2 separate regions of the Mus musculus genome follow, and region 1 is linked to region 2. Evidence: chromatin loops called from intact Hi-C (ENCODE). Cell type or tissue: heart. All regions are shown on one strand.

Region 1 (5,000 bases), 230 kb after region 2:
AGGAAGAAGTGGAAGAGCAGGGAGAGGAGCAAGGAAGCAAGATACAAGAAGGTCTGGACTAAATGGAAATGAAAGGTCTACTTTGCCATGGGAACAGAACTCTTCTTTGAAATCCACTGGAGCCATCGCCTGACTCTTACACAGACAGCAACTTAAAAATAAATGCCTGCTAGATTCAGAAGTTTTTGTTGTTGTTTTTCTTCGCCTAGAGCTTGCCCACAGGTCCACATGACCTGGATGTATTCATTTGGCCCAAATAGCATCTAAAATAATAGCAATACATTTGGTTCAGAGGCCAACATTTTTAAATCAGGAAATTTCATATTTTCTTCAAAGTCCAGTTTTGTGGTTTTTTGTTTTTATTTCTTTTCTATTCTCTTTCTTTCTTTCTTTCTTTCTTTCTTTCTTTCTTTCTTTCTTTCTTTCTTTCTTTCTTTTTTTTAATAGCTGGCTAAAGGGTTTGATAGTTAAAGGGCCACAGCCTCACTGGGCAAGAGGCATTTGGAGCAGAGCATGTTGAGGCTGTGGGTAGAGTGCTTGCCAAGCATGTATAAAGCCCTGGGATCCATCCCCAGCGCCACATAAACCAGCATGGTGATACATGATTGTAAGTGCCTCAGCATGAGAGATGGAGGCAGGGCGACCAGACGTTTGTGGCTGTTCTACATAGAGAATTCTAGGCCAGCCTGGGCTACATGAGACTATCCTGCACCAAAATAAAAAGAAGGTGGAGGAGGAGGAAGAACAGGAGGAGGAAGAGGAGGAAGAGGGAAAACAGAGGAGAAAGAGGGGAAAAGAAAGGAGAAAAGAGGTCTCTTGCAGATCTTGCATGTAGTGAGGCTTCCAGACTCATTGGTTCAGTTTTGCCCACACTGAGTCACCCATCTACACTCCCCTGACTGAGGGGGCTCCTGGTCAGGGAAACACAAGAGCCACAGCGCAGTGAACTCAGCAGAAGGCCCCCTAGTGCACACTCCAAGCTCTGTCACACTTCTTTTAAGTGTTGCTCATGCCGAAACACTCTCCTGGCTTGAAGGGAGGAATGTGTACGACTGTTCACTTTCTTATGAAAGCGTCCATATTTCTTTTTTATTCTTTAATGTCACTTTCTAAGCATCGATGTTAGCCCAGGTAGGGTGTGGGGAGGTGGGGACCGGCCAGGCCTGCCCTTTTTAGAAGGTCAGAGTCAGGGACACAGCTTCTTCATTGGCATCTCGTCCATGGGAGTGCAGGTTGAGTGCGACCTGCTCTCCAGGGTCCTCGCCTGTTTGCTCTTTGTGCTTTCCCTTTACATGGTTTTTTTGAGGAAACTGTGAGCCTGACCGGCAGCCTCTCTTTGTTGGCTTCTCTTCACCACTCACGCCAACCTGGAGGTCTATCCTTATCAACAAGCCAGATTCACGAGAGTGTCTTGTGTGGAGAAAGGACTTCTTTACCTTGTGAGGAGCCAATGCTGGCTGTGGTGATGGACCTCTGTAATCCTAGCCCTTGGGGAGCTCAGGCAGCAGGAACATGAGTCCCAAACAGCCTCAGTTCCACAGTCGCAGAGACAAAAACAAACTCGATGATGTCCATAGACCCAATCCCGTGTGTGCACTGATACTCATGCCTACTGACACAGTTCTTCACACGCACATGAAAGAGCATCAACTAAAGTTCCAGCAAGAGCAACTAATGCCGGGGCTCTGCTATCAACATAACGCCTAGCAGCCAGTGTGTGCCGTGAGCTTCCAGGGGGAGGGTTTCATGCGGTAAGTACTTGCCACACTCAAACAAGTAAGTAGATGTCAAAGAGGCACAAGGGAGCGTTTGGGGGCAATGTGTATATGCACGCTCCTTCATTCCCATGTTATCAAATTGTTAATTAAATTTGTGTAGTTAGTTTGTGTATATGTGTACATGGTGCTGGGAGTGGAACCCAGGGCTTTATGCTAAGCAGCACTCTAGCATGAGGCTACACCCCAGTGCATTAATGTGTGTGTGTGTGTGTGTGTGTGTGTGTGTCTGTGAGAGAGAGAGAGAGAGAGAGAGAGAGAGAGAGAGAGAGAGAGAGAAAGAGAGAGAGATTTGTATTTGTTTGTGAGAGTGTCTTCCAAAACAACAGCCATCTTGGAGTGTTCACTTATACCCGCTAACCTCTAACATTAGTTGCTCTTGAATAATTGGAACTATACTAGAACTTTAGTTGATCTGTTCTTGTGAAAACAAGTGTGCCAGTAGGTATGAGTACTGGGGCACCCATGTACTGGGGCACACGCATCACCTGGTCTTATTGGCTGGTACAGCCCCTTACAGAGGAACGCGAGGCCCAGTGACTTCATCTGAGTTTCCAGCTGCTTTCTACCACTTGTTGTATACAAGAGTGTCCTATAACTGGGTTCTCCATCTGTGTGGCTAAGGGAAGCCATTATCTCTGCTGAGTAAAGACTTTGCAGTGCAGCACTTTGAAGGAAGATCACCCACACCCTTCTCCTGTGCTCTGTAAGGGAACCCAATAAACTCGTTGGTTCCCCAGAGTGAAACTTGGTGGAATTCTGTCTCCACTGGACCTCAGGGGGACTTGTTTAGCAAAAATAAGTGGGCACTCACATCTCCAAGGCCCTATAACAATAGCATCAGACTATATCTTAAAGCAATCCAGAACAAAACTTTCCCTGAGCCAACCGTGGCTATTGTCACCTCTCCAGATATTGAGTAGTTTCTTCTGTGACCAGTTGTGATGGCATGAAGTATCTTTTGTAGAACTGTCGTCCATGACAGAGACAAATGTGATGGAGCAAACCTGCCATCACTGAGGCAGGAGAATCAAGAATCTGGCCTGGGTAACTTACTGAGATCCTGTCTCAAAATAAATAAAAAAGGGGGGTCTGTAATTCCATGGTAGAATTTTTCCGTAGCACCCCGAAGGCCCTGCAATCATCCCCGCCCCCAAGACTGGAGGGAAGTAAGTTACTGTGTGTCCTTCTGATTTTACAGCAGAGGAGGAGACCAAGGCACAGTGAGTTAAATGGCCAGGTCCATCCAGGCTCTTTCCAATGGGGCAGGGTCGAATGCATGATTGCTTTAGCTTTATGCGGCCATGAGGTGGCACTGTTGCAGCTGTGCCTGTGCAGTCTCTGTTGACAAACAGTTCTTCCTTTGATCTTAGGAGATTGCTAGTTCCTGTCCCAGAACTTAGGCATTTTCTTCTTCTCGAGGAAGCCTTTTAAGCCCTTTGCTACCACTGTTTATTCAAGAACAGAGAGGCTTATGAGAAGCATTTAGTTTCTTCTTATCAGAAAGTCACAGACTCGCCATGTAAATTATCTTCTCCCTGGTGGTCATTTCCCATGTTGGGGTCCAGTTCAAACCCTTCCCCCAGCCCCAGTATCAGCCACCTTCTTCCCTCCCCTCCCCATATCCGAAGAAGAACTGTGTGCGATTCTTCACAAAGGCAGCAGCTTCCAGGGGGACCTGCCGACGTGAAATCCATGTAAGAGCTCTAGCTCCAAACATGGCTTCATATGTGCATGAACACAAGTGGAATAAACCAACAGAAAGTGCCTGGGTTATCACCGGCATGGCCAGCTTTACTCACCAAAGTGTAAACAAACTGAATTCAGGCTTTGGGTCGCTAGTTTCCAATCCGATAGCACATAGCACACTGGTTTCACAGTTCCATGATACTCTCCTCCCACACACTAGTCTCAACCTGATTCCTGTGTAATCTTAAAGCTTCTAAACAAACAAACAAACAAACAAACAAACAAGCAAACAAGCAAGCAAGCAAACAAGCAAACAAGCAGCTCTGGGAGATGGCTCAGTTGGTAAAGGGCTTGCGCTGACAGGGGCCTGAGGTCAGATCCCCAGCATCAGGGGAAATTCTGTACGAGGAGATGCACTGCATGGCGGTAACCCTTGCATCGGTGTGGGGGGGACAGGTGAGTCCCAAAAGACTGCTGGCAAGAGAGTGGAGCACAGCCAGGGAGCTCCGGGTTCACTGAGAGACATGCCTCAGATAAAGTGGAAAGCAGGAGAGGTGGCCACCTGACACTCACCCTTGTGCGCACACACATATGTACAGACACAGACACAAGAGGGTTTTAAAAACAGAAAACACCTCATAAGTGAATCTGTACTCTTATATTCTCCTCCTCCTCTCGCTCTGTGTGTGTGTTTGTGTGTGTATGTGCATGTGTGTGCGTATGTGTTGGTGATGAAACCTTGGGGGCTTTGTGAAGGCCTGGTTTGTTTTTGTTGTGATGGTATTGTTTTTTAAAAATAGGGTCTTACATGTAGCCCAGGCTTACTCTGAACTCCCATCCTCCTGCCTCAGCCTCCCCAAAGTGCTGGTTTTACAGGCAAATACCACCACACCTGCCGTGGAAACATTTTTTTTTTTAAGATGGGAGACTTGCTCTTTTGTAGCTCTTCAGAAAGAAATGAATAGCAGAACAGCATCAAATACAACAAAAGGAGTGCACACACTGCTGGAGAACTCCATGCTCAGACAATCTACACCCTGCTGCTGTCATCTGCCTGTGTTCTAAGAAGCCATCTTTGCAGCCTTTCTCTCTTTCCTCTCTCACCCTGCTTCTTCCTTTTGTGGGTATGATTCCGTGAAAATAAACTTCACATGTCAACACCATCATCTTATAGAAAATACAAACAGTGTGCAGGATACGAATGGAAACAGCCCTTCCGACAGCTTCCCCATGGGTGCCTGTCTCCTTAATAACGTTATTTATTTATTTATTTACTTACTTATTTTTGAGACAGGGTTTCTGTGTAGTTCTGGCTGTCCTGGAACTCGATTTGTAGACTAGGCTGGCCTTGAACTCAGGGATCTACTTGTCTCTGCCTCCTGAATGCTGGGGCCAACACTACCAGTCTTACAGCCTATTGTTTGAGACAAGCTCCTTAATTCAGCTAGACTGGTAGATGAAGGATCCTCTTGTCTCCCTTCTCTCAGTCTATCTTTAGGATTGCAGACCTGCACTATCATGCCCCCCCTCTCCTGT
Region 2 (5,000 bases):
GTGAGATGGCTAAGAACACTGGGAGCTCTTCCAGAGGTCTTGAGTTCAATTCCCAGCAACCACATGGTGGCTCACAACCATCTGTAATGGGATCTGATGCCATCTTCAGGCAGCAGATACATATGCAGGAGAGCACACATATATTATAAATAAATAAATAAATAAATAAATAAATAAGACACAACCTTTGTAGAACAGGTTTAGTCCTGAATTCAAATGAACTCTCCAGATGGTTGGATTGCAGGTGTGTCCCACCATACTTCCCCTGTTTGTTTGTAGACAGGGTTTCTCTGTGTACCCCTGGTTGTCCTGGAACTCAATCTGTAGATCAACCTGCCTCTGTCTTAAGCAAGAAGGGAGATAGATATGCATAGTATTTAGTGTAATGAAAGTTACGTTGTATTACGCTGAGGTTTATCACACAAGGTTCACACTAAGTTCCTAACTATGGTCCTAAGCCTATCTTCCCAAGGCTGCTCACCTGTGTGATGTATCTCAGCTGAAGATCAGGTCTAGTCTCTAACAGAAGTTTCTGAAGGTCAGCATCCTGGGGGAGATGTTCGAGCTCCAGGGCAGGTAAAGGTATCATCATTCCCGATGTGCAAAGCAGAGAGAGACACATACACACAGAGACAGAGAATAATTTCCAAAGTTCTGTGACCCTAGGTTACCCTCACTAATGCACTCTGTTAAAATAAAGAAGCAAACTGTATATATTTAGATATGAGAGGAAATAATCTAACAATGACTAGCTGGGACCAGCAAGTCTAAGGTTCTAGTACTTGTTCAGTCTCACAAGGCTGGATGTCTAAGTTGGTCTTTTGGAAGGAGGGCCTCAATGCCAGTGAAGGAATGGACTTCCTACAGGGTAAGCAGGCAAAGAGTAAGCGCTTCCTTCTTCCAGGTCCTTACATAGGCTGCCAGCAGAAGGTTGGCCCAGATTAGAGTTGTGTCTTCCTACCTCAAGATCTAGATTAAAGGTGTGTGTCTTCTTGCCTCAAGATCTGGATTAAGCATGTATGTCTTCCTACCTCAGAGGTCTGGACTAGAAGTGAATTCACTCACTGTAAATCAAGCAGGAAATCTCTCACAGGTGTGCCTTCCATTTCTGAATTGTAGCTTAGTACAGATATTGTCAAGTTGACACCCAAGAATAGCCATCACACGGGGTCTCATTTACTCTTTGGAGGATAAATATTGGAAAGATTACAGTTGTTAACAGCCAACTATCTAGCCCCTGTGAACACTTTATCTCTGGAATAAGCCAGCAGGGGCTGGCTAACAAAATCCTGAAACTCTTTGAGGTGAGCTGAATGTAGGGCTGGAGAGATGGCTCAGAGGTTAAGAGTACTTGCCACTTTTGTAGAGTGTTAGGTCACAAAGTAGGCTCCCAAAAATGGCTCTGCCTTTTCTGATTACCTAACACTCTCTGCTGCAGAATTTTGCTCTTTATCTCCATAGCAACTATCATGTTTCCAAGTAGCAAGTCTGATGTCTGCCTGGCTTTTTTTTTTTTTTCTTCTTATCCAAGTTTTACGCTGCAATGGGACAACCACCATGATTTGTCATCACAGTGTCTCTCTTCTACCAGAGTGGCATAGAACCGGAACTCAGTCAATATGGGGCATAGAGATGGTTCCGTGGGTAAGAGCACTTGCTGTGGAGTCATCCAGACTCATGGACAAATCCCCAGCACCCATGAAAAAAAAGCTAGGCACAGCCCTGCAATCTTGTAAACCCAGTGTTGGGAGTCAGAGACTGGCATTTTAGGCGCCACTCCGGCTGAAACAAGTTCAGTCAGTGAGAGAGACCCTGTCTCAAGGAAGGTGGAGAACAAGAACAGCCACGGGAGGTCCTTCTTTGCTTACTACTAGTGATCACCGACCGCCACACAAATGCGCACGTATACTTCTCCAACACTTTACCCCACAAATTAAGCAAGAATTATATATTTGTATATATAAAATTAATTTAAAAATTTTTAGACAGACTCTCATTATGTTCCCTAAGCTGGCCTCGAATTTGCAAATTCTCCTGCCTCATCCTTCTCAGACTGGAATTATAGACCCAGGGGAAACCAGTCCATATGTCTCTTGATCAACCAGGTTCAGGACAGGAAACTTCTCCAACATATGGGCCAGGCCTTGAGACTTTGATAGCAATGCCCCTTTTTCCTTTCTAGGCAGCCCGGAGGGCCCGGGCTCCGCCCCTAACGTGACACAGATCTGACGCAGGCGCAGCGGCGCGCGCTGTTTCCGGAAGTGTCCTGTGCTGTTTCGTGGCGGCCTCCGACATCCCCACGCTGCTTTTGCTGCGGAACTCTGCGCGTGGACCGGCGTCAGCCTGGGCGGGGCCAAGGTTCCGTCTGCGCCGCAGGATGGAGATAATCCGGAGCAGTGCGTGTCCGCCGCACAACCCCCATCCCTGTCCTCAAGCCCACCTAGCGTGCTAGGCCCAGACCTCTCGAGTTTAGCGGGGCCCGGGACAAGTCAGTCCCGCCGGGCAATACTTCCTCTGAAAAGCGGTGCTGCTGGTGGGACTTGTCGCTCTGCAAAGCGTGCACCTTTGGCATCCATGCCTTTCTTTTCCCTGCTCACCTGCTCAGGGCTAGCCCTTTTCAGTCGTGCATACTTTATCTAGTGACCCCTGGAGGAGGTGTCCCTTGTGGTCCTTGAACACTTATTCCGCTTCTCCGATGCCCCGGGAGCTCCTCCGGCCCTTTCTCCCATCTCCCTTTAGTTGGTGGGCAGGAAGGCAGGCCACCTGTTCTGAGCCTTTTCTTGGTTTCTCTGCAGATTTTAAGATTAATCTTCACAAAGTGTACCAGGCCATAGAGGAGGCTGACTTCTTCGCCATCGATGGGGAGTTTTCAGGTATCACTCCCTTGAAAGCTCTGGGCTTACACCTTGTATTGCAAAGGCTCCCTGCCTCCTTCCTCACTGGTCATGGCAAAAGCCTGGGAGAGATGTGGTTTTGTGGTTGGTCAGGGCGTGAGATTTTTGGATAGAGATTATGGTTCTGGTGCTGTTTAAACTAATTTAGGTGTATATGGTTAAAAAGCAGGGGGTTTAGGTTGAGGTCTTTTTCCTGTGACAAAATACACCTATCCAAGTTTATCATTTCGAAATGCACACACTACACACACACACAAATATGTATATGTATATGATGAGTGGAGGCCAGAGGTTGTTTTTGGGTAGCTTATGTTTAAAATAAGTTTTCAACGTGTTTCTCTTGTTGAATCTAGAGCTGGGTATTTTACTAAGATGGCTGGCCAGCAGGCCCCCCGAATCTGTCTCTCCTACAAGATCCATGCTGGGGTTACAGGTGCCAGGATGACAGCTGTGGGGTCCTGTTACTGTGTGCTGACATGCTCAGTTTTTATATGGTGAAGGTCCAAACTCAGGTCCTCGTGTTTGCATGGCAAGCACTTTACGCTTCAAGACATTTCCTAGCTCTATTGCATTTGTTCTTAAGTGGTTTTGGAATTTGGTAGCATTAACTACACTCATGTTGCTGTCCAGCTGGTATCCTCCAGTTCTGGATTTTTTTTTTTTTTTCTTTTTTGGTTTTTTGAGACAGGGTTTCTCTGTATAGCCCTGGCTGTCCTGGAACACACTCTGTAGACCAGGCTGGCCTCGAACTCAGAAATCCGCCTACCTCTGCCTCCCAAGTGCTGGGATCAAAGGCGTGCGCCACCACGCCCGGCTTTTTCTATCTTAAATAGATAACTACTCATGGAATTATTCTATTACTCCCTTTAGCCTCTACCAGCCATCATTTGTCTTTGATTGTGACCACTCTAGACACATCATGTAAGAGGAAACCTATAGTATTGTGAGACTGGCCAGGGCTGTACTTAGACGACAAATAAGGATATTACTTAATGCTTTAGTACAAGTCTTCCTTGGTTAGCTCAGTAGACCCACATGTGCTACGTATGCGTTTAAGTATGTGTACACACATGTGCATGAATAGATGCTGGAGTTCAACACTGAATGCTTTTCCTCAACCACACTCTATTTTTTGAGGCAGTGTCTCAACCTGCAATGCACCTGGTCGCCCAGTGTGCTTCAGGGATCCGCTGCTCTCGGCAGTGCTGCACGGAGCTGTTTGCATGGGTTCTAGGGATTCCAGTTCAGGTCCTCACGCTTACACAGCAAGCAGTTTGCTGACTGAGCCATCTCTCCATCCTGTAATTATGATTTCTCTGTGAATGTAAGAATCCAGCCTAGGCCCTCATGTGCAAGGCAAGCAAGCACTTCTACCAGTGAACTACACCCACAGCACAGATGAATGTTAATTTTTAAAAAGTGTGATACAGGCACTTTGAATTAATTTTAACTAATGGGAATATGAATAAGCACTGGAGACTGACACACTAGCATTTATGAAGCAGCCTAATATCTGTTTTTTATGATCTAGGAATCAGCAATGGACCCTCAGTAACAGCATTAACAAGTGGTTTTGACACCCCAGAAGAGAGATATCAGAAGCTTAAAAAGGCAAGTGGGTATTCTCAAAAGCCCTTTCCTTTCTCCTGTGGCTCCTCTTGCTACTGAATTACAGAAAGGCGGAATCATTAAATTTACACTTGCATGTTTTCTAAGTGAGGTGCATCTTTTCAAATCTAGCCAGAAAGTTACATTTTAGTGATGTTTAAAAAAAATAACAAAATGATTGTTTATTGTTCTCTGAAAGACATTCTGGGGAAGGGCTATTACCTTTGAATATTAATTCAATATGTAGGAAATAAGTATGATGTAGTTGAAAGGATCAGTATTGGCTCAGAAGCCCCCAGACCAAGCTCGCAACACACAGGACATGTTTTTGCCCCAGAGGAATAAGAGATAAACATAAGAGAGGGAGGACAAGGGAGAAGGGAAAGGGGGCAGAGAGATGGGGCAGGGGTATTTGTATGGAGGAACAAAAGGCTGCCTCTGGATAGAGAGGAGACAGACATAGTCCATAGGTAAATGAGGGTTTTTAAAGGTAAAAGG

What was found. A loop is a pair of places that touch in the nucleus more often than their neighbours do. Peaks named below come from ENCODE experiments on the same cell type or tissue, not always from the same donor. Only the 100,000 strongest peaks of a DNase experiment are listed, where the experiment ranks them.
Region 1: a loop joins it to region 2, with 2.4 times the contacts of the local background. A loop is called at or near these places in 3 of 42 quality-filtered maps.

The regions. Positions count from the first base shown.
Region 1 is chr16:13,438,746-13,443,745 of GRCm38, reverse strand. Gm41421 (a long non-coding RNA gene) reads right to left here. Exons shown (of 2, transcript XR_875921.2): 2 at 3,545-5,000. Among named protein-coding and RNA genes, the nearest start is that of n-TTcgt5, 3.9 kb to the right of the region's middle. In heart, a CTCF peak has its summit at 3,080 (motif pointing right); a DNase peak (open chromatin) is centred at 3,035; H3K27ac peaks cover 136 bases.
Region 2 is chr16:13,665,407-13,670,406 of GRCm38, reverse strand. Parn (poly(A)-specific ribonuclease (deadenylation nuclease)) reads left to right here and starts at 2,237. Exons shown (of 24, transcript NM_028761.3): 1 at 2,237-2,396; 2 at 2,796-2,873; 3 at 4,426-4,505. The coding sequence starts at 2,378. In heart, no CTCF peak of the experiment used is centred here; a DNase peak (open chromatin) is centred at 2,256; H3K4me3 peaks cover 1,592 bases; H3K27ac peaks cover 1,429 bases.